Linked DNA regions of Homo sapiens: regions 1, 2 and 4 are each linked to region 3. Evidence: chromatin contacts called from ENCODE Hi-C or POLR2A ChIA-PET data. All regions are on one chromosome and are shown on one strand. Each heading gives the region's core, a stretch centred on a gene start or an enhancer-like site at or near the end of the contact. The rest is flanking DNA. Distances are from core to core; before and after follow the strand shown.

The links. Hi-C counts contacts between places; a loop is a spot of excess contacts on that map. ChIA-PET counts read pairs that join two places held with the same protein, here RNA polymerase II (POLR2A). Pooled maps may share reads with other maps.
Region 1: a loop to region 3 is called in a map of endothelial cell of umbilical vein, with 6 times the contacts of the local background. The contact joins the promoter of UCK2 here to the promoter of POGK in region 3. A Hi-C loop is called at or near these places in 1 of 168 maps with a recorded cell type or tissue (endothelial cell of umbilical vein), 1 of 37 single-sample maps with no recorded cell type and 11 of 50 pooled maps. POLR2A ChIA-PET finds 5 or more read pairs at or near these places in 3 of 52 experiments (MCF 10A, WTC11 and activated CD4-positive, alpha-beta T cell).
Region 2: a loop to region 3 is called in a map of CD8-positive, alpha-beta T cell, with 12 times the contacts of the local background. The contact joins the promoter of ALDH9A1 here to the promoter of POGK in region 3. A Hi-C loop is called at or near these places in 1 of 168 maps with a recorded cell type or tissue (CD8-positive, alpha-beta T cell) and 9 of 50 pooled maps. POLR2A ChIA-PET finds 5 or more read pairs at or near these places in 1 of 52 experiments (MCF 10A).
Region 4: a loop to region 3 is called in a map of ascending aorta, with 7 times the contacts of the local background. The contact joins the enhancer-like site here to the promoter of POGK in region 3. A Hi-C loop is called at or near these places in 1 of 168 maps with a recorded cell type or tissue (ascending aorta) and 9 of 50 pooled maps. POLR2A ChIA-PET finds 5 or more read pairs at or near these places in 2 of 52 experiments (MCF 10A and Panc1).

Annotation. Positions count from the first base shown.
Region 1 is chr1:165,826,229-165,828,928 of GRCh38, reverse strand. UCK2 (uridine-cytidine kinase 2) reads right to left here and starts at 1,315. Exons shown (of 7, transcript NM_012474.5): 1 at 997-1,315. The coding sequence starts at 1,095. RefSeq lists silencers at 427-656, 717-1,196, 1,277-1,526 and an enhancer at 408-961.
Region 2 is chr1:165,696,959-165,699,831 of GRCh38, reverse strand. ALDH9A1 (aldehyde dehydrogenase 9 family member A1) reads left to right here and starts at 1,270. Exons shown (of 11, transcript NM_000696.4): 1 at 1,270-1,454. The coding sequence starts at 1,274. It also overlaps the pseudogene CA14P1. RefSeq lists enhancers at 835-1,014, 879-1,461, 1,305-1,534 and a silencer at 1,085-1,274.
Region 3 is chr1:166,838,039-166,840,738 of GRCh38, reverse strand. It overlaps POGK (pogo transposable element derived with KRAB domain), which reads right to left and starts at 1,264. Exons shown (of 6, transcript NM_017542.5): 1 at 1,135-1,264. RefSeq lists silencers at 739-978, 1,079-1,508.
Region 4 is chr1:165,596,810-165,599,509 of GRCh38, reverse strand. It overlaps the pseudogene TRK-CTT13-1. Among named protein-coding and RNA genes, the nearest start is that of LRRC52-AS1, 16 kb to the right of the region's middle. Within about 2 kb of position 1,434, at least 30 of the 41 ENCODE cell types and tissues checked have a DNase peak (open chromatin) inside an H3K27ac peak, as active enhancers do; they include ascending aorta, where a contact is called at or near this core.

The DNA of each region.
Region 1 (2,700 bases), core at 66-2,565, 1.0 Mb after region 3:
CTCTCAGGATCCCTTGAGGAACCCGTGCTCCAAATGAAGTTGGAGGGTGTTAAACGGTGGGAAAAACAAGTAGCCACATCTTAAAGGCTGTTAGGGGAGCAAAGAAAGAACCATCTGGGAGGACTCCACCCTTCTCCACCTGCAGAAAAAACCCCGGGTAAAGCTAGGAAGTCATTTCCCTTGTCTCTCCTTGCCTTGCGGATAAAACAAAGGAAACAGGCTCCTAAGAGGGTCAGACACCCATACGATGACCCCCTTCCGTGGATCCAAGACGCGTACGTCCTGGACACCGAAGAGCTTGGAGCCAGTACAACTTTCTCATTGAAGCCGACCACGTTTCCTCTTATAACCTTAAAAAACAGAAGCCCCTACTATTATCGTTTCATTGATGTCACGGCACCTATTTGGCTCTCAGACTTTTACCCGGAAACCCCTGTAATCCCCAGCCCTTGCGTGCAGCCCCACACTGGGCTCCCCTTCCCCGGGATGCCGCCTCGCGCGTTCCCGCCACCCTCGCCCTCTCGGCCGCGCTTCCCGGCTCGCTCCGCCCTCGGCACCAGGCTGCGCCGCGGGGCGAGCACGTCTGTGCCAGACCGGGGCTTGAGGGAGTCCATCGGGGGTTAGTGGGGGATCCTGCGGAAAGCCCTCTCCCCCGACACTGGAGTTGCAAAACAATAAGCATCCGCTTCCCTGCCCTTCCCCCATAGGACCCCGGCCACGAGTTATTAACGCGGGGGGAGAAAAGCCGGAGGAGCACTCCCGCCCTGCGATCGTGGCCGCGTACCCCCGGAACCCCCAAGGCCCGAGTCTTCGCCTGCCCCCGCCGCAGCGCCCCCAGGCCGCGCGGGGCGCACTCGGCGCTGGAGCGCGGCCGGGAGCGGAGGCGCGCGGGCCACGCGGTGGCTGCCGCAACTGACACGGCCCGCGGCCGCCGGCCACATGCGCCGCCCAGGGACAGAAGCCGGGAAGGGAGCGCGGCTCCGGGCCCCGCCGTACCTTGCCGCTAGCTGTTCCCCCGCTGACGCCTATAAGGAAGGGCTCGCCGCCGTTGGGCTGCTGGTGGTTCTGCAGGGTCTGCTCGCTGTCCCCGGCCATGGTTCGCGCCGCCCCTCCTCCCGCTGCCTGTGCGAACGGACGCACGCTCCCCGCCCGCGCCCGCGTCGGACTCCCTCCGCTTTCCGCAGCCGCCGCTGGGCGCTGCCGGGGCTGAGGCCGCTGTCGCTCGCCTGCGAGCCGCTCGGAGCCCGGTGACGGGGCTGGGTTTCCCGAAGGAGCCAAGAGCCTTCCTTTGCCCGCAGCGGCTGGTCCGGTTTACATCCCAGGCAGAGGTCAGCGTGATGCTGCTGCTCCAATCCGGGCGGGCAGCGCGCTGCTATTCGCCGAGGCGGAGGCGGCGAGGCGTCTGGCCCCAGCCTCCGCCCCTCCCGGGCCCCGCCGCCGCCCGAGGTCTCTGCGAAAGGTGTGAGCCCGACCTTCCCTCCCACCCGCCCGGTTAACCCTTTCTCCGACGCGCCCTAGTGGACCCTGGGGGAAAGAAACAGGCTGTTCTGTATTTTAATTTGGTATGCTACCACCTATTTTCAGAAGGGATAAAAAGCTTGAAGGAAATAATAGGCAGATTAGATAAGAAGGAATGGCCCAGGTTTGAGAAGCAAAATTTGAACAAGCTTGAAAGATTAGTGTGGAACGAAGAGTTAATGTCATTTACCCATTATCCAGGCTAAAAACTTGTGTTTCCAAAAAATGAGGGTTCTTTTTCCCTTCTCCCGTTCGCCAAGATAATATGTCAGCCGCTGGCTTTAGATATTTCCTGTCTTGGAAACCCCCCAGCGCCATCCTTTTTAGCAGGCCTGTCCTCGTGCGACTCTCTAGTGAAGGGCAATTTGAGGGGCTTATCTGAAGGGTGCCCTCCGTTGGAAAAGCAATTCCCTTCTAAACCACAGTATCTCATCCCATACACTGAGCTTCCTATGGAGTTAGGGTATCTGAAAACATACTGACATTTTGATCCATTAATATCTTCAATTGAACGGTTTTCCAGAGATTGGCAATCAGTCACTTAGAAAGGCAGTTTCAGACTCCACCTCTGGAGCCAGATTTCTGCATTCACATCCAGGTCCCTGAGCAAGTTACTTAATCTCTCTGTGCTTCAGTGTTCTTATCTGTTAAATGGGAATAATAATGGCAATTACATCCCAGGATTTTTGTGAGAATTAAATGAATTAGTGTATGTAAAGTTCTCAGAACAGTGCTGGTACAGTCTAGGCCCTGTATTAGTGTTTGAAGAGAAAAGGTTTCTAAAGCGCTGAAACTGGAAAGAAAAGTTTTGCTGGGACACACCTGAGAGAGGCAGGACTAGCCTAGTAACTTCCAGTCTCTTCTCCTGTGAACTTGGGACTAGTATCAATGAGCTGATGGGGCCTACAATCTAAAACAGAATTTACGTCAATAGCATTATCTTTTGAAACTTAGTAAATTACCTTAAATTGAAGATTATTTTGAAAAAAATAATTTTCTCTCAAGCCAGGGAAATCGAGGCTGCAGTGAGCCATGATCTCCCCACTGCACTCCAGCCTGGTCAGCAGAGCCAGAGCCTGTGTCAAAAAACAAAAACAAAAACAAAACAAAACAAAAAAAAGGATACCAGAGAAAACAAACTTTTTTCACTTTTAAATTAAAGTTGACACTTGAACAACACTG
Region 2 (2,873 bases), core at 21-2,520, 1.1 Mb after region 3:
GCATGGAAGTTTGGTGAGAAGAATGAACCTTTGTGCAAGATCCCTCAGCTGACAGACCTGTGAGTGCCTCTGGGTGGCTGCTTTGTCTTACAGAAGGCATTTTGTTTCCTGACACTTTTTCCTGTGGCCTTTGCTCTTCGTATTCTGTATGTTAGGCTTCTGTTTCTATCAATATTTGTCATTAATAGCATTTACATTGCTCCTTCAGAATTTATTTATTTTGAGACAGGGTCTCGCTCTGTTGCCCAGGCCTGAGTGCAGTGGCACGATTATAGCTCACTGCAAGCTTGGACCCCCGGGGCTCAGGGGATCCTCCCACCTTAGCCGCCCAAGTACCTGGGGCCACAGGCGTGTGCCACCACACCTGGATAATTTTTTTTTTTTCTGAGTTTCACTCTTGTCACCCAGACTGGAGTGCAATGGCATAGTCTCGGCTCACTGCAACCCGTCTCCCGGGTTCAAGCGATTTTCCCACCTCAGCCTCCCAAGTAGCTGGGATTACAGGCGCCCGCCACCACACCCAGCTAATTTTTGTATTTTTAGTAGAGACGGGGTTTTACCATTTTGGTCAGGCTGGTCTCGAACTCCTGACCTCAGGTGATCTGCCCGCCTTGGCCTCCCAAAGTGCTAGGATTACAGGCGTGAGCCACCGCGCCCGGCCCAATTTTTATTATTTTTATTTTATTTTTTTATAGACACGGGATCTCTCTCTGTTGCCCGCAAACTCCTGGGCTCAAGCGATCCTCCAGCCTTGGTGAGAGCCACAGCGCCCAGTCTCTCTTTAAGAATTTAAAAAGCAGTTTCAGATCACAATATCATCTATCTCGTTCACAGTCCCCTTGCTTTTTACTGTCACCCTTTAAAAAGCATTATACAATTACAGAAACGGTGGTTTAGCAGTGAAGTAACCACCAAAGACTCTTGGCACTCCAATCCTCTGCCTTCTTCAGGCGATAGGATTAAGAATGGGATCCTAGGATGCTTACATGCAATGATGAACCCGAAAACACTTGCAAAGTGCTACGCAAATATTGATCACGAAGAAGGAAGTCCTCTTCCCGCCTGGAGACTGTGTGGGGTATGGCGGGGTGGTGGGGAGAATGTGGTGTCTTGCTCCACCCTCCTGGCGAGGGGAGGGCCTGGCCTGGACCGCAGAGGAATCGAGTGACTGCCCCTAAAATCTCCTAGAACCGATCCCGCGGCCCCGCCCCTCCCGCGGCCCCGCCCCTCCCGCGGCCCGTCAGCCTCTGCCGCGGAGCTGCGTCCGCCACTCATGTTTCTCCGAGCAGGCCTGGCCGCGCTCTCCCCGCTTCTTCGCAGTCTTCGGCCCTCTCCTGTCGCCGCCATGAGCACTGGCACCTTCGTCGTGTCGCAGCCGCTCAATTACCGCGGCGGGGCCCGCGTGGAGCCGGCGGACGCCTCCGGTACCGAGAAAGCTTTCGAGCCAGCAACCGGTAACTGCAACGAGCCGGGGAGGCTGGGGCGCCCTGGGGCCGGATGCGCGGATTTCCCGGCCAGCCCCCGTTTCCTGTGTTCTGCAGCGTTGACTTGAGCACAAGACAGTGACAGTGGAGAGTCTAAGGTTGTGTGTGTAGGCAACTAGCGATTCTGGGGCAACGCGAGTGCCTCCGGGCAGGGATGGGTAGGGAGGAAAAGCAAAGCTGATGAGTTGCGTGGTAGGATCGTGAGTTGTTTTACCCGGGCCAGAACAGAGTTCGCAAAGTACTGGTGGGGGAAGTCGTGCCTCTGTTAACTTCCTTTTTTGTTTGTTTTGTTTGTTTGTTTGTTTTTTGTTTGTTTTGAGACAGGGTCTCACTCTGTCGCCCAGGCTGGAGTGCAGGGGCACCATCTCAGAGCTCACTGCGCCCTCTACCTTACGGGCTCAAGTGCTTCTCCCGCCTCAGCCTCCCTGGTAGCTGGGATTACAGGCTCCCACCACCATGTCCGGCTAATTTTTGTATTTTTAGTAGAGACGGGTTTTCAGCATGTTACTCAGGCTGGTCTCGAACTCCTGAGCTTAGGTGATCCTCCCGCCTCAGCCTCCCAAAGTGCTGGGATTACAGCCGTGAGCCACCAAGCCCAGCCAACTGTTCCCCCTTTTAAAACCAGGACTGATGTATTATTGTCTTCAAATGTGTGCATAGGAGAGGAATTCTAAAAGAACGGGGCGGGGTTGTGGGGAAGATAATCATTTGTGCTGGGAATGAAGGAACGCTCACAGATAGTTTCTAATGACTACGAATGAGGACTTTGTCTCCACATTCTAATATTAAAATATTTCTGCACATTAATCAGAATTGGGAAAGGAAAAAACCCCACCTTTATTCAGTACTTTCTTCCCCAGCTTTATTGAAGTATAATTAACAAATAAAAATTGTATATACTTAAGGTGTAAAACGTGTTGTAATGTATGTATACCTTGCAAAATGGTTACCACGGTCAATCTAATTATCCATTGCTTCTGCATAGTTAATGGCTTTTTTTGGATAGTGAAATATTTAAGATCTATTCTTTTAGCAAATTTCAAGTATATGATGCAGTATTGGTAACCATAGTCACCATGGTCTACGTGAGCTCTCCACAATTTATTCATCTTGCTGAAATAAAACTTTTTAATCCAGTGCTTAATGTGTGCTAAGCACTGTGCTAGGCACTGGATTTACTCTGGGAACTCTGAAGGTCACAGAGATAAGGAAGAAGGGGCTTTTTGTTTTGGTTTTGTGTTGTGTTTATTTTGCTGGGTTTTATGGAATATATGTGGGGAGAAAAATGTAAATATTTTGTGTAAAATGTAGCCAGAGCAATAAAACTGATTTGCAGGGGACTGGAGAATTTAGTATTTGACCATCCACACTAAACCACAGAGCAGTGAC
Region 3 (2,700 bases), core at 15-2,514:
CAAATATTTAAAAAGCTATCTGGGGAAGAGAACCCAGACTGGTTTGTAGAGACTGGACGGCAGAACAGAGGCCGGCCAGTGGATAAATACTCCTGGAAAAGGTTTTAAGCAGTGAGAAAGGCAGTACTTTCTCACAGCCAGTGCCACCCAAACAGGAATCAGAGGCAGGGGAAAGGTGCTGATTTCCTATCAGTGAAGGTGTCTGAACACAGATTGGACACTTACTCAACTGGAATGGGTGCTAGAAGCCAGTTAAGCATGGGCGGAGCGGTTGGCTCAGTAGGCCCATTGCCTGGATTTTCCAAATTCAAAGGTTCTGTCCACGAGCTGGTTCAGAAAATAGGGTCATTCTACCTTAAGGGACTTTGCAAACGCAGGAGTCAGTGAAACATAGTGAGGGTTATGCCTGGATACCCAAAAAGGTGCAGAAATCGGCTGGGGCCCACCCCGACAGGGAAATAACCCATTGCCTCTGGGCTGCAAATTCTCTATTCGCTGACTCTTGGCCAGTACAAAGGGCCGCACTCCTGCCCTCTATGGGCGCGGGCAATTCCTAGGTGTGGAGTGCGGATGCATCTTGAGGGCTGCATCGGGGAACCTCCAAAGAAAAGATCCCTCTGGAGTTCAAAGTCGGTTCCTTCGATATTTCCAAAAAAGATAGGCGAACGCGGCATGGATGGGTCTAGGCTTCAGATGCCTGCAGCTGGGGCCCGAACTTGGCGGCGGTCTCCCTGCCGGCTCCGGGGCAGAGGTGGGAGGGGCCGCCTCCCCGCGCTAAGGTGCCGCAACCAGGGCCGCCGCCCGCCCTGCCCCGCCTGCGCCACCGCCGCCGCGCCCCCGGGCGCGTTCGGATTTCTCCAGCCATCTTGCCCCATTTCCCTTTCTCCGCGGAACCGCGCCGGGAGCGCTTCCGCTGCCCCCTCCGCCCGGCCCGCCTCCCCACCTGGCCCCCTCCCGGCCCCAGCGCACCTGCCGGGCGGCGAGAGCCGGCGCCGCCCGCCTCCCCGGCGGGCCCGCAACAAAGGCGGCGGCGGCGGCGGCGCAGCCTCGGCGCCCCCGCCTCTGCCGCGGCCCAGCCGCCCGGGACCCGGGGGAGGGGCCGCGCCGCCGCCGCCCCCGCCCGCGCGCACTCACCGCCGGGCCCAGCGGCCAGGGCGCGGGGTGGGGACGCGAGGGCTCCGGCCCGGCTGTCACAGCGCCATCCTTTCCGCCTCTCCGTCCTCCCGTGCGCGCGGCCCCTCGGGAGGGAGCGGGGAGGACACGTGGTGGGAGGAGGGAGGGTCCGGCCCGGAGCTGAGGGTGTTGGGAGGCGAGGGGAGGAGCGCGGCTGATGTCAGCAGGCCTCGGCGGCGCCGGGGGACGGCGCCCGCGCGAGCTCCGGGGCCCTCCTCTAGGCGCGGCTTCCGGCCGGTCCGGGCAGTCCCTGGCGGGCCTGGGTAGCCGTGCCCTCGGCCTTCCCCGCCCCGCCCGATGCAGGCCGCTTCCAGTGCTGCGTGTGACCTCGGCGTGGACGAGGCAGGAAGAGCCCAGATTGATTTTAACCGAGCGTAGCGTGGGCGCACAGTTCCATGTGCTCATTTGCAGTCACCAGCGGGTTGCACTTGCTTGGACGAGCTCTCCAGGCGTTCTCGCCGTGCTTCAGGCAATGAAAGGCTAGACCGGCAAGAGCGTGTAGGGGCATGAGGAGGGGTCTTTGGGGAAGAGTATTCGTATTCTGGCAGCGGGCTCCTGTCCAGAACTTCGTCATATACATGGAGAAGGAACTTCCTGATTTTTGTAGCTGTTGCTTAATATCCCAAGCATGTAATTCCTTGGATGAAGTGGGTGTATAGAAGGACCTTTCTTCTCCAAAACGTCCAAAGGAGTTGTTTACTCTCAGCTCTGTGGGCAATACAACAAAAGTGACCTGAGAAGCCCTGAAGCCCTTTTCATTCCAGAAAAAGATTCTGGGTATGGGTTTTTGTTGAGAACTTGTTGAAGAAAAAATTATTCTGACACTTGTTAAAACAGTAAGGAAGACTTTATACAGGGTTATTGCTATAGGTGTAAAGATGATCACACTGGGGGGAGAGATGAGGTCTAACACGGAATACAGTAAGGACAGCTGGGGATGTATAGCCAAGGAGCAGAACGAAGGGGTCAGTAGATGGAAAGTTACTGATACGAGACATCAAGCACCTAGAGGGATTCTTGCTGAACCCACTTAACAGGATTCTTGCTGAAGGCAGGCTAGGGCGATCAGATATCAAGGGTGGGGGAATGAGAAATTTGATCAGATATCCAGGGTGATCAGATATCAAGGGTGGTGATTTCTCTCTAACCTAACTTAGCAGGGTTCTTGCTAAAATAGAGCTGGGCAGGCCAAAGGTTCGGGGTGAGTGGTCAGGGGACCAGGGTGGAGGCCTGCTGAAGAAGAGGACTTAAGCCTGATTAAACTTTGGTCAAGGAAAGAGTCCGTCAAACTCTTCAGATTGTCTCTGAGACCTGAATATCTGTTGGAAAAGACCTGTCTTTCCAAGTTTTTGTGGCCACTACTACTTACATGTGAATTTTACTTCTCTCAGTCATGGGAGAGGTCACTGTGCACTGTGCTCTTAACACGTAAAATGTAGCATGACATAACGTACACATCTTGGAAGTGCAATCACGGTGACAACCCAAGACCGTAGAAGATCTAATCTGTGGGTGGAAAAGATCGTT
Region 4 (2,700 bases), core at 185-2,684, 1.2 Mb after region 3:
TTTCCTTTCAGAAAATAGACAAGGTCTGCACAGCTAAGAACAATTCCATGTTTTATGTGCATTTGATGAAAAAACAACTGAAGTAAATCTAAAATAATTCTGACGAAGAACTGACCACAGTCTATGACTCCTGAAGGTTTCTGAAGAATGTAGCATACATGCTCTGAGTGTTGATTGGATGCAGATTCTTTGCTGGTCATTCAGGCTTCCTTCTATCCTTTCTCTCCTGGGCCTATGAGTTAAATCAGCCATAAGACTGACAAACACGCAGCTTGGATTTTCAGGGACAGGACTAATTTAAACCAGCCACTTTCTCCACAAGTTCAATAGCTTTTTTTTCCATCTTGTATCCTGATAATGGACCAGAAAATACAGTCCTTTTATCCATGAAACAAAAGCTTGCAGAATTTTCATTTCCTTCTATTTTCACCTCCATTGGTTCAGCTGTTGTCTTTCTTCTTTCAAACTTTTCAATTATTTCTTTTTTCTTTCCTCTCTGTTATCTTTCATTATTCTCGTATTTTCCCCCTGAAACTCTAGTCCTTGCTAGGTCTCACTAGTGTGCAGAATGGGATTGGCAGAATACCAATCACCTCACCTCACCTTCCCTCCTCCCCTCTTCTCCTCTCCCTTGATTTCCCCTCCCCTCCCACTCCCTCCTTTCTTTCCTTCCTTCTGACGGTATTCTCTTCCCCAGAAGCAGCATTTTCTTCTTCCACTCAGAACCTTACTTCACCAACATGCCCACGCCTTCCCTGAACCTACAAAATTAGTGAGTTTCTCATGAGACCTGCTGCAACTGTCCCCACCCAGGGCTGTCATTACTATTATTGGGTTGTTTTGTTTTTCGATCTCAGGAGCAAACTCTGGAGTCGAGATCCAGTCACCTCCTTCAGCACACGACGGCAGGGTACCCGCAGGGTGTGATCTCAGACACGCAGGGGAGGGCTCCGTGGGCCCCTCGCATATCCCAGCACTCTCACTTCCTGGGATTTCTCTGAAACCATCCTTTTGGCCCCACAGGAACACTCGACTTAAAAGTCTCGGCTCCTCCCTTAACTGGAAAATTGAGCTTTAGTCACTAACATCCATTTCACACGCCAGGGGAAATACAGCCCCCTTCTCCGTCCTGTTTCTGCACCCTAACCCCGCCCTCCCAGGCAAGCTGACCACTCAGCTCGGGCGTGGCAGAGCCTGATTGGTGGATCACAGAAAGCGCGCTAGAGAGGGCGGAACTCATTGGGCAGACTCTCCGCGCTTGGGAAGTGCAGTCGCTCACGCAGGGACTTTGACTGCTGCTCTGGGCGGCCTGTTGCCACAGCAACCGTTGAAGCTCTGGGCTGCTGAGGTCGCCTGGCAGCGCGCTGAGCCCCACGCAGGTCCCGGGCGTGCCAGGGACACAAACCCCAGTTCCTTCAGAAAGCCTTCCAGATCGACGAGGAGAGATGGTATATCCCCGATGGCTCCGCCTCGGCTAGCCGGGGGAAGCCCTTTTATTCGTCATCCCCAAAGCATTCTTATTATTCACCCTTAAAGTAAAAATCCACTTGCTTTTGACCGGGGCACAAGAAATACTTTTATTTTATGAGTCAGTGTAATTGTTTAAAATAAGTAAGCTCTGAAAAGGTCGGCAATCAGCCTTTCTGTCACTTCCCTACTTTTGGCCTTTTATATGAAAAACAAAAACAAAAACAAAACAAAACAAAAACAAACAAAAAACCTTTCCTGATGTTTTTTTATATACTTGCTAGACATTTACATTTTGTTATTTGGGTGCTTACAGTGTGTTTCCGCCCACGTAGAGAGATTACACCACGAATCCCTTCCACCTTCTGAGGAAGTAGGTGCAGTTTACCTACTTTCCATTTTCAGATATGTTAAAAGAAGCAGAAAGAGTAAAGGAATATGTCGAAGTTACTCCCGGTGGGATTGGGGCTGGCCGTTGTAAGGGACATTCCCACCATCTCATTTCGAACCACCTTGGTTTACAGAGAAGAGACCTGGTTTTCTGTCAGAAGGTGGAGGGTACTGCTGGAGGAAGTGGGTAATAAGCAGACAAAAAGGGAAAGTGGGAGAATGTACCCGGCATTCTTGGGTATCCTCAGTGTAAAAATATTTTCCTTTCCCGAGTCGTTTTTATTTTATTTTTATGTATGCATGTATGTACACATTTTAGCAAATAGTCAAAAAGCATCTGGAACTAAGTAGATCAATAAGCTGGTTGGTGCCATTTTCTTTTCTTTTCTTTCTTTCTTTCTTTTTTTGAGACAAGGTCTCACTCTGTCACCCAGGCCGGAGTGCAGTGGCGCTCTCAGCTCACTGCAGCCTCCACCTCCTAGGCTCAAGTGATCCTCCCACCTCAGCCTCCCAAGTAGCTGGGACTACAGGCATGCGCCACCACACCTGGCTCATATTAGTATTTTTTTGTGGAGACGGGGTTTTGCCATGTTGGCCAGGCTGGTCTCGAATTCCTGAGTTCAAGTGATCTGCCCATCTCGGCCTCCCAAAATGCTGGGAAACACAGCGCCCAACGTAGGGCTCAAACCCATGACCCTGAGATTAAGAGTCTTATGCTCTACCAACTGATCTAGCTAGACACCCCGTTTTGGAATTTAAAAAGAAAAAGAAAAAAATATGACTGTTAAAGAATGTACTGGTTTTCTTATGTAACTTGGAAAGTGATTCCAAAGAGGAATTCCA